Linked DNA regions of Homo sapiens: region 2 is linked to region 1. The links are chromatin loops, found by intact Hi-C in ENCODE. Cell type or tissue: CD4-positive, alpha-beta T cell. All regions are shown on one strand. Links, peaks and the distances in the headings refer to the core of each region. The heading gives the core; the rest is flanking DNA. Region 1 holds the start of LOC124903917 (a long non-coding RNA gene). Region 2 has its middle 22 kb from the start of LINC01778.

Region 1 (10,389 bases), core at 1,242-9,241:
AGAAAGTTCCAGCCAGTTCCATAAAGCAAAAAAAAGCAAGAAAAGGCATAAAGAGTGGGGGAGGGGGGTGGAAGGAGTAAAACTGTCATTGTTCCATACCACATGATTGCGTACATGGTGAACCCTATGGGATCTACCCTCTCCACCTCACCGCCCCTCTCCAAAATCCTACCAAAATTAAAAGTGAAGTTATCAAGGTCACAGGCTATAAAATTAATAGGTGAAAATCAATTTTTGTTGTATTAGTCACAATCAATTGGAAAATGAAATAAAAATACTATTTACAATAGTAAACATAGAGTCAATTTTTTTTTTTTAACCAAGATGCGAAGTTAATTCAATGGAGGAAGAAAAGACTTTTAATATATGGTGCTGAAACCGCTGGGTATCCATACGGAAAAAAATGAATCTCCATCCCTGTCCTTTTCTATAAATAAAAATTAATTTGCCATGGATGATAAACCCAAATAAAAAAAATAGAACCATGAAGTCTAGGAGAAAATAGATAGAATATCTTTCTGACAGAACATCTTTATAACCTCGGGGTTGGCAAAAGTTCCTTAGAACACAAAAAGCACTATCCATAGAAGAGGAAAATACACATATTGGACTTCATCAAAATTAAACATTTCTTCTCTCAAGAGACACGTTTAAGAAAACAAATAGGCAAGACATGGGTTTGGAAAAAATATTTCCACAACACTTGTGTCTAACAAAGGACTTGTATTCAGAGTATAAAGAGCTAAGGAAGGCTGGGTGCGGTAGCTCACGCCTGTAATCTCAACACTTTGGGAGGCTGAGGTGGGTGGATCACCTGAGGTCAGGAGTTCAAGACCATCCTGGCCAATGCGGTGAAACCCTGTCTCTACTAAAAAATACAAAAATTAGCCGCCCGTGGAGGCGGGCTTCTGTAATCCCAGCTGCTCGGGAGGCCAAGGCAAGAGAATCGCTTGAACCCCGGAGGCAGAGGTTGCAGTGAGTTGAGATTGAGCCATTGCACTCTAGCCTAGGCAACAAGACAGAAACTTTGTCTCAAAAAAAAAAATAAATAAATAAAAAAGAGCTAAAGCAATTTGGAAAAGACAATGCATTTGAAAATGGACAAAAGATTGTGGTAGGCTTACGTGGGCGGTCCGCAATGACCTATGCCTCCCAGTATCCATGCTTTTGTATGGTCCCTTCCCACCTTGCCCTTGGGCTCGGACATGTGATTTATCTTGGCCTGTGGAGCATGATGCAAGAAGACAAACCCTTGCACATTGGGTATTGTCCTCTTTGAATGCTCTATTTTGGAACCCTGCACCACTGTGTAAAGTGACCAGGCTACCTTGATGGGGGACCATGAGGAGAGAGATACCTGGCCAGCCTCCGGCTGCTTCAGCCATCCCAGCAGAGGCACCAGACGTGTGTGTTAGGCCGTCTTTGATGCTAAGTCACTGGAACCACGGACCCTCCAGATGATCATAGTCAATATCACGTGGAGCAAAAGACCTGCCCAGATATGGCCAAGTCAGATCGTAGAAGAATGGGCAAATAAATGGTTTTGTCTCACATCACTAATTTTTGTGGTGGTGTGTTACACAGTAATAGAGAATTTAAATAAGATATGGAAAACATTTCACAAAAGAAGATACGCAAACAGCCAGTAAGCACATGAAAAGGTGTTCAACATCATTAGTTATTAGGAAACTTCAAATTACATTTAAATTAAAACCACAATGAAATAGCATTTCATGCCACTAGAATGGCTAAAATTTTTCTTAAAAAAAAAGATTAACAATACTAAATATTGGTGAAGACTTGGAGCGATTGGAACTTTTCTGCATTGCTGGTGGAAGTGTAAGTAAGTACACCACTCAGAAAACTGTTGAACAGATTCTTAGTAAGTTAAACATTTATCTGCCTTAGGAACTAGCAATTCTACTCCTAGGTATTTCCCCAAGAAATCTGGTCTGATTTTTTATCTGGTTTCACTAACGAATGAATTACAAGAGTAAAAAAGATGGAAAGGGAACCAAAGATAAAACAATATTTAAAGACACATCAAGACAAATAAAAAACAGGCAAAGCAAAGCCATATGTAAACAAAACCATACCCGCCCCCCCAAAAAATACAGCCAAGTGCGGTGGCTCATGCCTGTAATCCCAGCACTTTGGGAGGCTGAGGCAGGAGGACTGCTTGAGCCCAGGAGTTTCAGACCAGCCTGGTGAAATCCTGTCTCTATAAAACCCACAAAAATTAGCCAGGCGGGGTGGTACGCACCTGTAGCCCCAGCTACTCGGGAGGCTGAGATGGGAGGATCACCTGAACCCCAGGAGGTCGAGGCTGCCATGACCTGTGATTGAGCCACTGCACTCCAGCTTGGACAACACAGTGAAATCCTATCTGAAAAGAAAAAAAAAATGCCTAAAAGACACCAATCTTTGGGATTTGAGTATGAGAAATCAGAATTCCAGGGAATTCCAAGAATTCCTAAAAATGACACACTATTCTGTATTTTTCCTAACAGCTTATGTGTTTTGAAAAGATAAGAACTGACCATAAAAACAAATAGTGAACATTTTTCTGTGACAGGGATACACTAAAAATGTCAGAGGTTTTCTGTTTAGTGCATGGTTTTTATTATGCATTAAAGTGCATGGTTTTAATTTATTTTATTATTTTGTTTTAATATACCATGACTCAGTGATGTATTTCAAGGACATGTAAAAATGATCTCTACCTTATGCAGACATTTAATAATAGAAAACATTAAAAGAAGGAGACATTAACTCAAAGTAAATGCCAAATAAAAGTTATTTTAAAAATGGAACAATAGTATCACAAATGTTTACTTTTTTTTTTTTTTTTTGAGATGGAGTCTCGCTGTTGTCGCCCAGGCTGGAGTGGAATGGCACGATCTTGGCTCACTGCAACCTCTGCCTCCTGGGTTCAAGTGATTCTCCTGCCTCAGCCTCCCAAGTAGCTGGGATTACAGGCACCTGACACCACACCTGGCTAATTACTGTATTTTTAGTAGGGACGGGGTTTCACCATGTTAGCTATGCTGGTCTTGAACTCGTGACCTCAGATGATCCACCCGCCCCAGCCTCCCAAAGTGCTGGGATTACAGGCATGAGCCACTGCACCTGGCCAAATGTTTGCTATTTAAGTTACTCTTTTTTGAACATCTATCAGAAAAAAGTGTTATTCTTACAAGGAAAATTTAAAACACTCAAAGTATTAACTGCCCTATCCAATAGTCTTGATCTTTGTTCTTATGACAAATAATTCAAACATAGGAAATTTTATTTCATTTTGCATTGATGTTAGTTGAATTCATAAGATTGTGTCTAATCACATCTTCAGGTTGGGTATGAGGGTACATGTTGCTTCATATAACTTTCTCTCTCTTTTTTTTTTTTTTTTTTTTTTTTTGAGACAGGGTCATGCTCTGTTACCCAGGCTGGAGTGCAGTGGAGCAATCATGGCTCCCCCCAACCTCTGAACTCTCAGGATCACGATGTTCCTGCCTCAGCCTCCTGCGTAGCTGAGAGCAGGCATGCGTGACTATGCTGGGCTAATTTTTTCTTATTTTTTGTACAAATGGGGTCTCACTATGTTGTCCAGGCTTAACTTTCTCCTTTTTAAGGATGAAAATATTTTGCATTACAAAGAACCATAGCCTATAGCAAATATTCACACACTGGAAAATACCAGCTAATTGGATAGCATTTGAGTAACATATGGGAATTGCCAATGGACTTACTGGATCACAGACTTATTTTACTCCCACACCTTATTTCTTGAACACTACTCGTAGGATTTGAACAAAGCATACTCATATCTATAAACTTATAAATAGTCACTTTATTTGCAAGAATGACTCACCACTAGCAGCAGACAGGGCCATCAACACGCTTATAACATGGTGACAGCTGCAAGCAAGACTGACTCTGTCCTGACCTACCTTCCCTGTGCCAGTCCGAGAAGTGTTGACTTTGACCTTTGACACTGCATGCCACTGTTTTCTGCTCTAGCCTTTGACACAGCGTCAATGGCTTCCTTCAAACCAGTAACAGCTCTATGTTGATGGTTAAGTTTTAATTTTCACAAGAGAATAATAATAGTTTTTCCTGCCACCGGAGGTTGGTGTTGCACAAGCTGAGAGAGGAGAGAATTTCAAGGAGGGAGTGGTCAGCTATCTGGGGACTGGGAGGAGGCTGTGGGCTGACTGACAGGTCAGTGACATGGCCCTCTGAGAGAACCTTCTACAAGGATCTACACGGATCGCTCCACGTTCTTCACGGGTAGTTGTGTGTTGAGGTGTGGGCTCCACCTCCCTGGCCGCCTGTGTTCCTGGAACCCGCCCAAACCTTTCAGCCTCTCAGGGCCTTTGTGACGCTGCTCCCTCTTCCTAGGGTGTCTTTCCCCGTCCCTCTCACCCTTCAGGTCTTCCCTCCACTGGCAACTCCTGACCACCCTCTCCAGTCGCTGTCTCCTTGTTCCTTCCCGGCACCCATCGCCATCTTTCATCCTCTCACTGATTTACTTGTTGATGGTGTGTCCCTCCCTCCCGCTCCCCTACAGGGCATGTCAGCTATACGGAGCAGCGCTCTCTGCTGTCTCATTCCCTGCAGAGCCCCAGCACCTAGCACATAGTAGGTTTCCAAGAAATATTTATTGAACGAATGAACAACTGAATAGATGGGGTAGGCAAGTGCAGATGAAAGCTTAAAGTCACCTCTCTGGACCTCTGTTTCCTGGTTTGTCTGATTTGTCAAAGAGATAAGAGCTCCGGTCCTCCCCTTTGAACCAGGCATGGTTAGACCCAGACCGTGAGCAAATCCTACGTGGGTGCAACACTGAGAATGGCCAGTAGGTGGCAGTAAGTCACTGTGGTCGAACTGGGACAAAGCCTGGCCCAACCAGGGCGCAAAATACCTAAAGTTTAATCCACCAAAGTTTATTTCCACCACGAGGCATGCAAGTCTCTCTTAAACACAGCACGCGTGCCCCTGCTACCCTGAATGGAGAACAATGAACCTCCATTTGGATTCAAATCCCAACTCTGCCACCAACTACTAGGTGGCCAGAGTAAATGGCCTCTGTAAAGTGGGAGCATTATGAGCGCGCAGTGGGTAACGGATGTGGAAAGACAGCATGCCGGAGCAGGGCGAGGACAGCAGGCAGCTGGCCGTAAATGGAGCCTGGGCCTGCAGGGAGCCCACGGCCACCTCATACTCCAAGCCACGCCCCCCGCCCACGTTGGCTCTTCCCCAAAGCCCTCCACCCATTCTGCTGCTGCACCCACGCAGCTGCATGTGGCTGAGGACAAGGTACATCAGATGACTGGCCTCACTCCAAGGTGACCCCACAAACCTGGAATGGGCCCCTGTGCTTCCGGCAACCCAACCAGGCTTCACCGGCCCATTAACTCTCCCACCCCCATCCCTCTTCTCCTCGAGTCCTCACCAAGACCCCCTCCTGCCCCCTGGCTATTGGCTGTGACCTTGGTTCTTATCTCACTGAGAAAAGAGAATCAGACGAAAATGCCGCATTCTCAGGATGCCAAATCTTCCACCAACCAGCACCACCCAGGTACCACAGAGGTACACACTGAGGGCACATCCTCCCTCATGCACAGGGTGCCAAGCCCTTTCACCACCCTGGGTTTTGCCCTGGCAAGTCTCACCTTTCTCTTCTGCATTTTTTTTTTTTTGAGATGGAGTCTCAATTTGTTGCCCAGGCTAGAGTGCAGTGGCACAATCTCAGCTCACTGCAACCCCTGCCTCCAGGGTTCAAGCGATTCTGTTACCTCAGCCTCCCAAGTAGCTGGTACTACAGGTGCCCTCCACCACACCCAGCTAATTTTTTTTTATTTTTATTTTTAGTAGAGGCGAGTTTTCACCATGCTGGCCAGGATGGTCTCGAACTCCTGTCCTCAAATGATCCACCCACCTCAGCCTCCCAAAGTGCTGAGATTACAGGCGTGAGCCACCACCCCCGGCCTCTCTTCTGCATCTTAATTACTTTCCCCTCTATGGATCATGCCCGTCAGCCTAAAAACAAGCTGTGATCTCTCTCATTCAGAATAAACTCTCCCTTGACCCTACGTTCCCTCCCTCTAGCTGCACTCCCATATGTCTGCCCTCGTTTACAGTGCAACTCTCCGGGAGAGGGGCCCATGCTCCACCCATCCCCACCGGGCCCCACTGCAGTCCACCTGCCCTTGCCACTGAAACCCTCAGGATCACCAGTGACCTCGGTTCTTCCCAATTCCATTCTCAGCCCTCAGCCCACGTCTCAGCAGCATTTGAGAGTTGAGTGTTCCGTCCTTGCAACATTACCTCTCTTGGTTTCTGTGACTTTGTCTCTTCTCTATCCGTGGTCACTTCCCAGCTGTCTCACTGACCCAGAGAATATAAAGTCCACCCAATGCCAATCATTCCCACGTGTGTATCTCTCATCCTGACCTCTCCCTGGAAACCAGATTCTTCTATCTGGCCCTCGCTGGAGGTCTAACAGGCTGCTCAAACTTAACTTGAACTCTTGATTTTAATCCCACCTAACCTGCTTCTCCCTCAGTGTCCCTGTCTGTCTAATGGCAGTTCCGGCCCCAAATCCTGAAGTTGCCCTTGACTCCTCTCTGCCTTACACCCCACATCTGATTCTGCAGCAAATTCTCTGGGTCCAACCTTTAAAATCTGTGCTGGACCTGACTGCTCTCACCATCTGCACCACAAACAGCCTACTCCATGCCCCCTTATTTTTGCCAGGAGTGACATAAGTGGCATAGCCTCCTCCTTGGTCCTGCCACATTCTCTCTGTCTCTCTTGCATGCACCGCATTCACCTGCTTAGAATAAAGTTCAAGTCCCGACACAACAAGGCTTGACAGGAGCAGTGGGGACCCTTCTCCTGCCTCATCTCCTTACACTTCCCTCTGACTCACTCTGCTCACCCACTCAGGACTCCTTGACGCCCCCCCTTTTTTTGGTACAGTCTCCATTCCAGCCTTGGAACTTGCTGTTTCAATGCCTGTAGCTGCGACCCAGCCAACCGCACAGCCCCTCCCTCTTCCCTTCAAGTCTCTTCTCCTCAGAGAAGCCTCCCTGACCCCTCTACCTAAAGTAGCCCCGCCCTCTACCATTCACTATCCCTTCATCCTGTTTAATTTCTCTTCACAGCACCAATGCTTCCACTTCATCGTTTCTTTATATGTTTTTTTATGCCGTCTTCTCCCAACTGGAAGGTAAATTGCACACGTGTGGGTTCTCACCCATCTTGTTCACCATGTGTTACCTGTGTCTGGAGCAGTGCCAGGAAGACTAGGACCTCACACTTTTATTGAGTAGATGGATGGATGGATGAATAGATGCATGCATGGATGGACGGATGGATGGATGGATGGATGGATGATGGATGGATTCATGGATGGATGGGTGGATGCATGGAGGGATGGATGGATGAATGCATGGATGGATGGATAGATGCATGGTTGGATAAATGGATACATGGATGGATGGATGGATGGATGGATGGATGCATGGATGGATGAACAAATGGATGGATGGATGGTTGCACAGATGGATAAATGGATACATGGATGGATGGATGGTTGCACAGATGGATAAATGGATACATGGATGGATGGATGCATTCACGGATGGATGGATGAATGCATGCATGTATGGATGGATGGATGGATGCATGCATGCATGCATAGATGGATGGATGGATGGATGCATGCATGCATAGATGAATGGATGGATGCATGGATACGTGGATGGATGGAAGGATGAATGGATGGATGGATGCATGCGTGCATAGATGGATGGATGGATGGATGGATGGATGCATGGATACATGGATGAATGAATGGATGCATGGATGGACGGATAGATGGATGGATGGATGCATGCATGGATGGATTGATGGATGCATGGATGTATGTATGCATGGATGGATGCATGGATGAATGGATGGATGGAGGGATGCATGGATGGATAAATGGAAGCATGGATGCATGGATGAATAAGTGGATGCATGGATGGATAAATGAATGGATAGATGGGTGGATGCATGGATGGATGGATGGATGAACAGATGAATGGATGGATGGATGGATGCATGCATGCATTCATGCAAAGACGAATGGATGATGCATGGATCCACGGATGGATGAATGGATGTATGTATGAATGGATAAATGGATACATGGATGGATGGACGGATGGATGGATGGATGGATGGATGGATGCATGGATGCATGGATGCATGGATGGATGGATGGGTGGATGGATGCATGGGTGGATGGATGGATGCATGGATGGATAAATGGATGTGTGCATGGATGGGTGGATGGATGCATGGGTGGATGGATGGATGCATGGATGGATAAATGGATGCATGCGTGGATGGATGGATGGGTGGATGGATGCATGGGTGGATGGATGGATGCATGAATGGATAAATGGATGCATGGATTGATGTATGGATCAATGGATGGATGGATGCATGGATGGATGGATGGATGGATGCATGCATGCATGCATAGATGAATGGATGGATGGATAAATGGATGCATAGATGGATGGATTAATGGATGCATGGATGGATGGGTGGATGCATGCATGGATGGATGGATGGATGGATGGATATCCACAATCTCATAAGACAGTACCCATAGGGCAAACAAAACACACCAGAATCTCTTGCATCTGAATAAAATGTTATGTTTTCCCTAAAGTTCACTCATATCTGTACTTCCAAACACTTCTGAGGGGTAAGGGTGGATGTTTTTACTTCTAATTTGCAGGCTTTGGGAGGGTACCAGATGAGTAACACATTGAAGCCTGAAGGCCCCTCTGGCTTCTATGGGTAGCATCTGCAGTTCACCCCTGCTCCTAAGATGTCTGAGGGAGAATTCTCTTCAGCCCAAGGGTGCTGAATGATTCCTTCTGGCCTTGGCTGAGCTGAGGAGGTAGCAGCAAAATTGGTGGGGCTGACTCTGGCAGATGGGGAGGATTGTTTGCAGAGGCTGTCATTCAGATAACTCCCTCAGCAGGTGAAGTTTATAAAGGGGACAGGATGGAGGTGGTCTTAGCCTCTAGGGCCCACTGCCCTCCCTGCACTGCAGGGATGTGGCTGGTCATCCTAATGTGCACCTACCCCCATCTCTGACAATGTCCATCCTTGTAGGGCACATTCTCTTTCTGAGCTCAGAACTCCCCAAATAGTAGTTTTGAAGTTTTAAAGTGCCTGGGAGACATGCTGTAGCATCTGCTCTATTTTAGAATTGGCTGGATCCACACCTCATTCATCACACCTTCCAACCTGGGGGCTTCTCAAGGCCAAGGTGAGTTCTGAGGCACACCCTGCACCTGGCCCATTGGCTATGGTCAGATGCTGTGTGTGCTCTCTGAGGACAGCCAGACCATGAGGCAGGGGCGGCCTCTGAGGGTCAGGCCAGGATCAGGGCCTGCCAGAGGCAGGGCCCTGGACACGGACTGATGTTCAGCAAGGATTTGCATTATCTGCATTAACCCTCTCAACAACCCTGCAAGGGGGATACTCATATCATCCTCACTTCATGGGGGGGAAACTGAGGCTCTGACCACACTGCTAGTATGTGGCAGAGCCTGGATTTGTTCCAAAAGCCAGAGCTCTCACCACTAGAGAAGGCACCTATAGTTCATCCAAACCCTTTTCTAGAACAACGCAGGGGCCACTAACTGAATGAAATGAGGACATGTAGGTGCCCATGGAGGGGAAGACCAGACAACCGCCTATGTTCAGCTTGGGCAGCTGTACTTCCTTCAAGAAGAGCCTGTCAAAGGTGTTTCACATGTGGCCATAGAGGGTGCAAGGGAAGAGGGGTGGCACAGAGAAGATCTCCTGCAGAACCCCACTGCCTGGGCACAAGTGGGGAAACAGCAGCGAGATCACAATACTTCAAACATTTTTATTATTGGTCAGGCGCGGTGGCTCATGCCTGTAATTCCAACACTTTGGGAGGCCGAGGCAGGTGGATCACTTGAGGTCAGGAGTTCGAGGCCATTTCTCTATTAAAAATACAAAAATTAGCCGAGTGTGGTGGTGGGTGCCTGTAATCCCAGCTACTCAGGAGGCTGAGGCACAAGAATCTCTTGAACCCAGGAGGCAGAGGTTGCAGTCAGCCGAGATCACACCACTGCACTCCAGCCTGGGCGAGAGAGCTAGAATCCATTTCAGAAAAAAAAAACACCTTTTTTTTTCATTGTTATTATGTCTGTGTTGGTGTTGGTGATCTATAATCAGTGATCTTGGATGTTACTATTGTAAAAGTTTGGGGGTGCCATAAACCACACCCATACAAGATGGCAAACTTAATAAATACTGTGTGTGTTCTGACTGCTCCACTGACCA
Region 2 (10,389 bases), core at 1,696-9,695, 750 kb after region 1:
AGGACTTGTCCCCAGGGCTTCTGACCTTTGCATGTGCGTAGGCAACTCCTACGCATCCTTCAAGACCCAGTTCAAATATCACCTCTTCTAGGGAGCCTGTCCTGATACCTCCCTGTCTGTGCTCCTGTGGCACAGGGAGGCTTGTGACCTGGAGGCATGCAGGGGCTTTGGCAGAAAGTTTAGCTCCAGATTCAAGGCCCAGCTTCCCCCTCCCCCACCTCCTGAGAAGATGGAGTGGCAATCACTCTGGTTATATCTCCCTCCTGATTTAATAGGTGAAAAAGAGGGTTTAACTTTCTTTGGTACTCAGAGGGTGGTGAGGTTAAAAAATGAAGCACGTTCTTCGAAATGACAGCTGTCCTTTTTTCTTCAGCATGGATGACTCTGGAAATGTCCCCTGCGTGGGCATGCGCCATTTAATAGAGCATGGCCTCGGGCCTCAGTTGCCCTGTCTGTCCAGTAGAGTACTTCCTCGGAGGGTTGTGGGGGGTCTGCATGAGTTAATTTATGTAGAGCTTTCTTCACAGTGACTACTGGAAGCATGGCACGAATGTGAGCTATTATTTTCATTAATCTTATTACTGAAGGGCACACTTTGCACGGGGTAATTGCCTGTTTACTGAGAGGCCTCCCCGGGCCAAGCGCAGGGCCCGAGGCAGGGCCTGGCAGGATGCCCGGCTCCGCAGAGCGCAGCGAGGGGAGGAAGAAATGAAGAGATGTCCCCGGGGAGGTGATATTTGAGTGGGGAGAAGACGGAGAGGCTCCGGGAAGGCACCCGAGGCCACGGCCAAGGCAATAATGAAATGCGCGGCTGCGGCTTCCGGGGCGCGCCCCGGGGAGCCCTTGGGACCCGCTAAGCTGGAGCTTAACCCCGGCGAGGGGCGGCGGGCGGCGGCCCGGGGCGGGGGCGGGGTGGGAAGCATCCCACAGTCCGGATCCGCTGGCTGGACAGGGGCGGGTGTCTCCGTGAGGCCCCCAGGCTCGGGTTCTGCCCCACCCAGCGCGGCCCTGTCGCCTCGCCCCGGATTATTTACCCCCAACCCGACCTCACTCCTAGCCTGCAGCTAGGACCCGAGGTCGGGAGTCAGCCAGCTCTCATTCTGGTCCCGACCCAGCCTCTCACCAGCCGTGTGACCTTGGGGAGGGCACTGAACCTTAGGCGCTCCGAGCCTCAGTTCCCGCCTCTGCAAACTGGGAATAATCATAGCGCAAGCATTAGGATTGTTGTGAAACTAAATGAGTTAGTTCAAGGATGTAGAACAGGCACACAGTAAGTGCTCAATAAATGTTGGGGGTTGTTTCTTTGCTTGGCATCTCGAGGACTAGTTTGGGAGTCCTTCGGGGGAAGGTGTTGAGCCTGGTGCTGAAAGCAATGGTTTGAATCCCGTTCTGTCACTATGTGTGTGACTTGGCCAGGCCATTTCTGCTCTTGGAGCCTCAGTATCCTCATCTGTAAGATGGGGGAATGTCCATCTTAAACAGTTATGCAGATGAGGAATAAAACATCAGCTCCCGTTTGGGGAGCCAAGCATGATGCCACCTGCTCTGTGCCTCCACTAAACTCACATAATCCTGGGCATGGTAACCCCTCGGCCATTCCTTCCACTTACAAACTGGGGCTTACGGGGTTTACTCATAACCTGCTTGAGGTCCCACAGCCAGAACGTGGGGCAGCTGAGGCTGGACGGGAAGTCTCTCTGATGCTGTGTGGCTTCTCCCAGCAAAGGGAAGAATGTGTGTCTGTTTTGTCAGCCACAGAACTGGGCAGGGCTTCAGAGAGGCTGGTGAGCCCCAGGCCCCCATGGGAGTGAGGTAGGTCAGGCATGGCCGTGAGCTTGGCAAAGGGCAGGCTTGACCTGAGTTCTCATCTCTGCTTCTTGCCTGAGTGGTCTTGGACAGCTGCTCATTATTGAGCCTCGAGTTCCTCATCTGTCAGGTGGGCACCTCCTGCTTCCTTGGTTATGTTAGCTGAGGTCACTGTAGAAACAAGGAGTTTATCAGAGAGACGAGGGAACCAGGTGAGGTAAACCCCAACCCCAACCCTTCTGCCGGCAGAAGGACCAGCACAAGTCAAGGCGTGGAGGTGTGAAACCGGATGGAGGATTGGCATTGGAGGCTCAGAATGGCAGGAACAGGGGTGGGCTTGCAGAAGAGGCTGGAGAGGGAAACAGCATCCCATGTGAATGGCTTAATGATGAGTGAAGAGCTTGGATTTTATTTCGAAGCAGACTTTGAAGGCTGAGAGTTGAGTTAGGGCTTGGGGCATTAGGTAAGTCCACCTTCAACACCAACAGGAGCACCTGTCTCCCACTGAGAGCCTGCGTCTTGCCTAGCACTTGACAGGTTTCATTTAATCATCCTTAGAACAACCCTCTGTCTCAGGTAGGCATGTCAATAATCCCCATTTGAGGCACAGAGAGGTTAAAGAAGTGGTCTGGGGTCACACAGCTGCTAAGGGTAGAGTTGGGATTTGAAGCAGTCTGGCCAGCTCCAGTGTCCACACCCCTAACCACTTCCCCCTCTTGCCTCCCTGCCTGGTCAGCCCTGAGCACCAGCCCTTCCAGGGCTGACTCTGAGAAGTCCCAAGGTCGTGGATCTCTCTGTCTCTGCCCAGCCTATTCCTGCTTCGCACCTGGGCTCTTGGGCCTAGGTTGACTGACGGTGAAGCTTTAATGGAGTAGCCTTGGCTGCCGAGGCAAGGGGGAGGGGAGCAATCTCTCAGAAATCCAATAAGTCAAGTGACTCAGTGTGCCGGCAGCCCCCTTCCCACCCCCGCCTCAGTTCTGGTCCCGGCTGACTGAGGTCACGGTCACCCGCACTCCACCCCACCCCAGCCTGCCCCAGCACCTCCTTCCTGGCCAGGGTCTTGGGAACATAGTCTGAAGACTGCCCCCAACCTTTGCCCTGGGTCCCCTATCAGGTGCAGCCTCCTCAGTCTCTGCCTCCTGTCCTGCCCCTGTGCCACCCTCCCGGACCTTCCACCTGGGTCATCTTTCCCAAAGGCAAATTGGATCTTGTCTCTCTCCTCCTCTCTGCTGCCCCAGAGTGGGGGTCCCAATCCCCCCAGATAGGCCAGCAAGGTGGTTTGCCATCATCTCCCACCCACCTTCCCAGCTCTGTGTCCTGAAACTTCCCCAGACACAATCAGTAAGCATCTCCTTGTGCCTCCAAGAGTCTCTGAGCTTCTGTAACTAACCGCTGTGCCCCCTGCCAGGAAAGCTCTTCCTCTCATCGTCATGGTAAAATTCTACTTAGCTTTCAAGTGGCACCTCCTCCTGAAAGCCTTCCCTGATTTCCCCTGGCAGGCCTAGTTACTCCTTCCCCTGTGTGCCCCCAATGCCTGGTTTGCGCTGGCGTTAGCAGTGATCCTATTGTATGACAATTATTTGATTAGCCGTCCCCTCTCCCCATCAGACTTTGAAAACTCCTCAATAATATCCTAATAGCTGTCATCACTGAGGGCTTACTATGTGCTGGGTACCGTGCTAAGACTTTACCTGCCTGATTTTCAGTTTTCTCAATAACCCTGGAGGCAGGCAGCATGCCTATCCCCATTTTACTAAGACAAATGGAAGCACGGCCAGGTGAAATGACTTGCCTGAGGTCACACAGCACTTAAGTGGCAAAGCAGTCCCTGCAGAGGTAGCCTCTTAACCAGCCCTCTTTGCTGTTTCCTCTTCCAAGCTCAGGCCCCAGCACAGATCAGCCATGCCCAGAGATCTGCTGAGTGAATGAATGAGCGGGAGACCCCCCACGGCCAGGTCTATAGATTGGGAGGTTTAGGGAAGGGAACTAGCATGGAGTGAGCTCGTGAGTGTGACAGGAGTGCCCCCAGCAGCCCTGGGGCCCTGATACTATTATAGATTGAGTGTCGCTAACGGGAAAATCTGAAATCTAAAATACTCCAGAATTGGAAACTTTTTGAGCACCGACATGATGTTGAAAGGAAATACTCATTGGAGCATTTTGCATTTCTGATTTTCAGATTAGGGGTGCTCAATTGGTACAACACAAATATCCCCAAATCCAAAAAAGTTCAAAACCCCAAACACTTCTGGTCCCAAGCATTTCAGATAAGGGATACACAACCTGTATTTCAGTTCACAGATGAGGAAATGGAAGCTTGGAGCTCTTAAAGGACTCCCCCAAGCCCAGAGTAAATTGGTTGCAGAGGCAGGGGGTGTGTGATTCACAGCCCAGGTTGGGACAAAGGTCTGGGGGGCCCTCTGCTTCTGGAGAGGAGAGAGAGGCTCCTTTTTATTTCACCAAAGCTCCCCCTGCAGAGATTGGGGTCATGGCCTTGACTCTGTTGTCAGGGGGCCTGAGAAGGGCATGGTCGGGACGTTTTCAAGTAAGAATTCAGCTAAGGCCTGGTGAGGAGAGGCCGTGTGAAGTGTCTGCTGGAGGAGGGAGAAAGTGAGTGTAAGTTGTGGGTAAGAACTTGAGCTTTGGAAATGGACAGTGCTGGGTTTGAGTCCTGCCTCTGCTATCTGTTAGCTGTGTGACCTTGGGCAATGCGTTCACCTCTCAGAATCTTACTCACCTTATCTGTAAAATGGGGATACTATGCCTCATATCAGGTTCTATTGAGGATCACAAAATGTTGCATCCAAAGTGTTAGTACTTGGCACATGGCACTTTGTAAATAGTAGTGTTTATTAGTAGAGTCAGCATTAGGCTAGAATTCGGGTTAGGTTGAGTTGATAGAATTTTGAGGGAAAACCTCGGACCCAGGGCTGCCAGACTGTTTGGGACCTGTCTGCACTTGTCTGTGCCTTAGGATCGCCCAGAGGACTCTGCTAGGGATCAGGACAGGGCTGAGCTCAGAGCTGGGTCTTAGGTCATAGCAGAATGAAGAGTGAAACAGACTGGAGTTAGAATCCTGCTTTTCCCACATTGCTGGGTGACCTTGGACAATGTATTTGCTCTCTCTTTCTCTTTTATTTTTATCGTTTTGAGACAGGGTTTCCCTCTGTCCCCCAGGCTGGAGTGCAGTGGCTTGATCATAGCTCATTGCAGCCTCGACCTCCTGGGTGTAGGTGTTTCTCCCACTTCAGGCTCCCAAGTAGCAGCTGGGACTGCAGGCGCACACCACCATGCCCAACTGGTTTTTTTTTTTTTTTTGAGACAGAGTTTTGCTCTTGTTGCCCAGGCTGGAGTGCAATGGCACGATCTCAGGTCACCGAAACCTCTGTCTCCCGGGATCAAGTGATTCTCCTGCCTCAGCCTCCCAAGTAACTGGGATTACAGGCATGCGGCACTATGCCCAGCTAATTTTGTATTTTTGGTAGAGATGGGGTTTCACCACATTGGTCAGGCTGGTCTCAAACCCCTGACCTCTGGTGATCCTTCCACCTTGGCCTCCTAAAGTGCTGGGATTACAGGTGTGAGCCACTGTGCCCAGCCCCCCAGCTGTTTTATTTATTTATTTATATTTATTATTGTTATTTTTTTGAGATGGAGTTTCTCTCTTGTTGCCCAGGCTGGGGTGCAATGGCACAGTCTCAGCTCACTGCAATCTCTGCCTACTGGGTTCAAGCGATTCTCTTGCCTCAGTCTCCTGAGTAGCTGGGATTACAGGCACCTGCCACCACGCCTGGCTAATTTTTGTATTTTAGTAGAGACGGGGGTTTCACCATGTTGGTTAGGCTGGTCTTGAACTCCTGATCTCAGGTGATCCACCCGTCTCGGCCTCCCAAAGTGCTGGGATTATGGGCGTGAGCCACTGCGCCCAGCCTTATTTTTTGTATTTTTAGTTTGAGGCTGGCCTCGAACTCCTGAGCTCAAGTGATCCTCTCGCCTTGGCCTCCCAAAGTACTGGGATTACAGGCATGAGCCACCGTGCCAGGCCCACTTGCTGTCTTTAAGCTTCAGTTTCCCTCTCTGTAAAATGGGGGTAATACCACCCACCCCAACAAGGCGTTTGGTTAGGATTAAGTAAGATCATGGTGCCAGCCCTTAGACCTCAGTGAGTGTTTTACATTTTAAAAATGATTTTCCTCCCCAGCAGTTTTCCACGTCAAATTATTTGTTTCTAGAGAACGACCACGTAGCTGCTTGTAGCTGGCTTTCTTCGTCCATCCTTCCATCCACCCGCGGTTGGTCCCTGCTGGAGTCAGATCTGCAGCGGGCACTGTGGATCCAGAGGCAGCAGAGGAGAGGGGTCAGGAGAGGCCTCCCTAGGGCTGAGATCCCTGGTTGAGTTTTGCAGGCTGGCAGGGGAGCTGCATGTGCGAAGGCACAGAGGCCTGCCCGTGGAACTATGCGGAGCTTTATGAAAATCGGAATGGGTCAGGGGTACAAGCAAAGCCCCAGCGTTTCCAGCGTTCTTCCCAACCCTGTCGCCTGTCGCTCGACGCGGACCTCCTGCAAACGAAGCGCGGGTGCCCTCTGCTGGCCTTTCCGCGGACTGCAACTTCTACTTTGGGGACTCCCAGCCCCCGTGTCTTTGGGAGGCAAATGTCCATAAAAGCTGGAGTATCTCAACTGGAAAGACCCTCAGAAATCACCCACCCCTGACTTCCCGATGGAGACATGAGGCCCTGTGTGGGGCAGGGAGCTTGCACAGGGCAGGAATTCGGGCCCCTGAATCCAATAGAGGCTGGGCTGGCAGTGCCTGGGGTAGGGAGGTGCCCAGGGAGGGTTCTGGCCACGGAGCTCCAGCCTGCAGGAGGTGGGATGGGGGGTGGAGGGTGACTGCAGAGAGCAGAGGGGGTTTCAGATTCTCAGCCCCTTGCCCCATCTGGCTGGCTTAGTCGTGGGATTTCCTGTTTTGTCTTGGAGCAGCGGCATTGCAACCTGATAGCCATGAAACAGGAGCTCAAGATGAGTGTGTGTGTGTGTGTGTGTGTGTGTGTGTGTGTGTGTGTGTTTGTGTGTGTGTGTCTTGAAGGGTGATGTTGGCATCAATCAGTAGGTGTCCTGGGCTGGTGACATCACCCCCCTACTGCTCTGATCTTCCTTTAAAGCTCTTCCTTTCTCCACTCCTAAGTCCCCAGCGGCTGCCACTATCGCCTGGCCCTTGGTTCTCCAGCAAAGGTGGTGGCAGGTGAGAGGACATGAAAGCAGGAAAGACCCTTACCTTTAGAGCCCCAACAGAAGATAGCCATGGGTGCCAAAGCCCGGATGGGCTCAGAATGGGCAGGCTTCATAGGCGATGAGAAATGGGGAGGGTAAGAGAGAAGCAAGTTGAGGACAGTGCTCAAGCTTCTGGCCTAGATGATGGGTTGTGCCCTCGATGAGATGAGGAGCTTGGGAAGACCACAGTGACCTGATGCCTGGAAGCTCATCCTCTGTGGAGAGCACTGTTTTCTATATCATCCTCCTGGCAGGGTGGCTGTGTATGTGTGTGTGCATGTGTGTGTGTGTACATAGGCACTGTGTGTGTGCTGGGTATGCCATGTCCATCAGCTGGGAGACTGGGTTTACTAGGGATGGGGCCATAAGACCAGGAGGAGGCCTGCCTTGGCTAGGAAGTGACCCTTTGTTTCCAGTATGGATCACATCAAGGCCAGTAAGACTGCGGTCTGTTCCTGGTTGATGGTGGGCAAGGAGGGCCTGGCTTAGCCTGGCTTAGAGTGCAGATGGGAGTTCCAGGCCTGCACCCATCTTTCCCAGTAGGGTGGCCTCAGGCAAGTGCCTGCCTCTCTCTAGGCCTCTGTGCCCTCACCTGACAAATGGGGCCAATGAAGCATAGATGCGTGGAGAGGGCGAATGAGGCACTGCAGGAAGAGTGCCCAGTGCCGCGTCTGGCACACCGTGGGCCCTGGGTGAAGGGCGGAAGGTATTAGTATTTCTTAGCTGGCTGCTCTGGTGCTTGGTAGTCGGGACCCATCTCCCTGTCTGACTTTATTGCTCCTAGGCCTTCCTCCTCACTCTGCTCCAGCTGCACTGGCCCTCCTTCCATGCCTGGAGAACACCAAGTTCATTCCAGTAGGGAGCCTGCACCGCGGCTCTTCCTGCTGCTGGGTTCAGTTGTTGCATTGCCTGTTCCTTCTCAGCTCTCAGGTCCCTGTCTAATGTCACCTCCCTGGGGCAGTCTCTCTGACTACTATAGCAAGGCACCTACTGTGCCTCTCGACAGCCAGCCTGCCTTCCTTCCTTCTCTTTCTTTCTTTCTTCCTTCCTCCTTCCCTCTTTCCCTTTTATTTCTTTCTTTCTTTCTCTTTCTTTCCCTCCCTCTCTCCCTCTCCCTCCCTTTCTTTCTCTCTTTCTCTTTTCTTTTCATTTCTTTTCTTTCTTTCTTTCTTTCTTTCTTTCTCTCTCTTTTTTTCTCTTTCTTTCCCTCCCTCTCTCCCTCTCCCTCCTTCTTTCTTTTTCTCTCTCTTTTCTTTTCATTTCTTTTCTTTCTTTCTTTCTTTCTTTCTTTCTTTCTTTCTTTCTTTCTTTCTTTCTTTCCTTTCCTTTCCTTTCTCTCTTTCTTTCTTTCCTTTCTTTCTTTTTTTCGTCTTTCCCTCCCTCCCTCTCTCTTTCTTTCTTCCCTCCTTCCTTCCCTCCCTCCCTTCCTTCCTTCCTTCTTCCTCCCTTTTTCTTTTTTGAGATAGGGTCTTGTTCTGTTGCCCAGGCTGAGTACAGTGGTACAATCATAGCTCACTGTAACTTTGAACTCCTGGGTTCAAGGGATCCTCCCACCTGGGCCTCCCAAAATGCTGGGATTACAGGCATGAGCCACCATGCCTGACCCCTGTTGTCTGGGGCACTGTTGTTGGAGTAGGTGCTGCTGGAGAGTGCAAGTATGTTCACCTATGTGCTCACATGTGTGCCTGGACATCTGGGGGAAGATTGAGGCACTTTCCAATACATCCTAGCACCTGACACCACCAGAGCCTGAGTGATTTGTTGACTGTTTGTTGCCCCACCCCCATCTCTCAGGCTGTGAGCCTCTTCAGGCTGGGGACCTTGTCTCTTGTGTTCCCAGCCATGTCTCTGGTGCCTGTAATAGTGTCCAGCACATAGTAGGCCCTCAATATTTATGTGATTTATGTGTGGACTGTGCAGAGGCTTCTAGTGCATGATAATTTGGAGCCAGATGACCCTGGCTTGAAATCCCCAATCCTGGCTCCATCCCTCATTGGCTATGTGGGTCTTACTGGGCTTTGGTTTCTTCATCTGTTAGATGGGGCTAAGGAGAGTGACATCACAGCTGGTTGTTAGGAACCAAAAAGGTCATGAGCACACAATGTGTGCGCCAGGAGTTACTGAGAACAAGAATGATGTTGGTATTATCAAGCAATGACTGTGTGCCGGGCACTGCTCTGAGATCTCTACTTCTTTTAACTTATTTCATCCTCACAACTGCCTTATGAGGGAGGATTATGATTATCCTGTATTACAGATGAAGACACTGAGACTCAGAGAAGGAAGTCCCATGCCCAGCAATGACCCTGACTCCCCAGCAAGTGCTGTAGACGCAGGCACTTTTGAGGGCCCGGCCAGTTTCCTCCTTGGCATTTAACCAGTGCTCAGGAAGGACTGGAAATCAGGTGACCCAAGTCTGATTGCCATCTCTGCACTGACTTGCTGTGACCCCGGGGGAGGCTGTGCCCCTAGGATCTCCTCTAGAGCCCCATTTGTCCATGTGCATCATGAAGGCATGGGACCAGGTGCTGGTGGGTTGTGAGGGGTTTGCAAACTCCAGCGCCTGGGGCCAGGCAGGAACTGGGAGGAGGCGGGTGGAACCGGGAGGGCTGGACTGAGCTGGGCAGTGGCCACTCAGCTCTGGCTGATGATGGCCAGGCGGGAATGCAGGCCCAGTATTGCCAAATCTTTGAACTTTTCAAGAGAAGCAGAAAATTTGGATTTTTAAATGTGAAATCTGATTTTTAAATGTTGGCAACAATTTAAAAAGAAAGAAAGAAAGAAAGACACTGTGTAGGCCAAACAAAGCCCATTTGTGGGTTGCATTTGAGCTCGTGGCTGTCACTTTGCAATCCACAAGATACTCAATATCTAGAGGCCTCTTCCTGTCCTTGGGCCTTTGATAAAAATGACTCACACTGTTAAGTACTTACTATGCCCAGGGGCATGAGTCTGATGCCATTTAACTCTCTCCCCACCTCCTTACCCACCATGTAATATTTTCCTACCAGGTAATGTTATCATCTCTATTTGATAGGTGGGCAAACTGAGGCCCAGAGAGGTTAAGTAATGCGTCCAGGGTCACACAGCTAATAAATGGCATTGCTGGGGCAGCCTTGCTGAGCAGGGCTCTCCTGCTCCAAAGCTCACCCATGTAACCACTTTCCCATACTGCCACAATGAACTTGACCTCCTGCCTCCAGGGCTCCCCAGTCCTGGCCTCCTGGGGACTCATGCACTCACTGGCTGACCCCAAGGTTGATCTAGCATAGTCTTGGCCCAGAAGGGGGGATGACCAAGGCAGGGGACCTC

Evidence for each region. Hi-C counts contacts between places; a loop is a spot of excess contacts. Peaks named below come from ENCODE experiments on the same cell type or tissue, not always from the same donor. Only the 100,000 strongest peaks of a DNase experiment are listed, where the experiment ranks them.
Region 2: a loop joins it to region 1, with 30 times the contacts of the local background. A loop is called at or near these places in 7 of 110 quality-filtered maps.

Annotation. Positions count from the first base shown.
Region 1 is chr1:31,543,532-31,553,920 of GRCh38, reverse strand. It overlaps LOC124903917 (a long non-coding RNA gene), which reads right to left and starts at 2,386. Exons shown (of 3, transcript XR_007065609.1): 1 at 2,264-2,386; 2 at 1,358-1,491. RefSeq lists enhancers at 3,774-3,843, 4,514-4,753 and a silencer at 4,824-4,943. In CD4-positive, alpha-beta T cell, for the core only: CTCF peaks have their summits at 4,666 and 4,867 (motif pointing right); a DNase peak (open chromatin) is centred at 4,850; H3K4me3 peaks cover 417 bases; H3K27me3 peaks cover 308 bases.
Region 2 is chr1:30,797,910-30,808,298 of GRCh38, reverse strand. No RefSeq gene overlaps it. Among named protein-coding and RNA genes, the nearest start is that of LINC01778, 22 kb to the left of the region's middle. RefSeq lists enhancers at 2,650-3,315, 3,316-3,983, 6,223-6,517. In CD4-positive, alpha-beta T cell, for the core only: CTCF peaks have their summits at 6,208 and 6,411 (motif pointing left); a DNase peak (open chromatin) is centred at 6,378; H3K27me3 peaks cover 1,749 bases.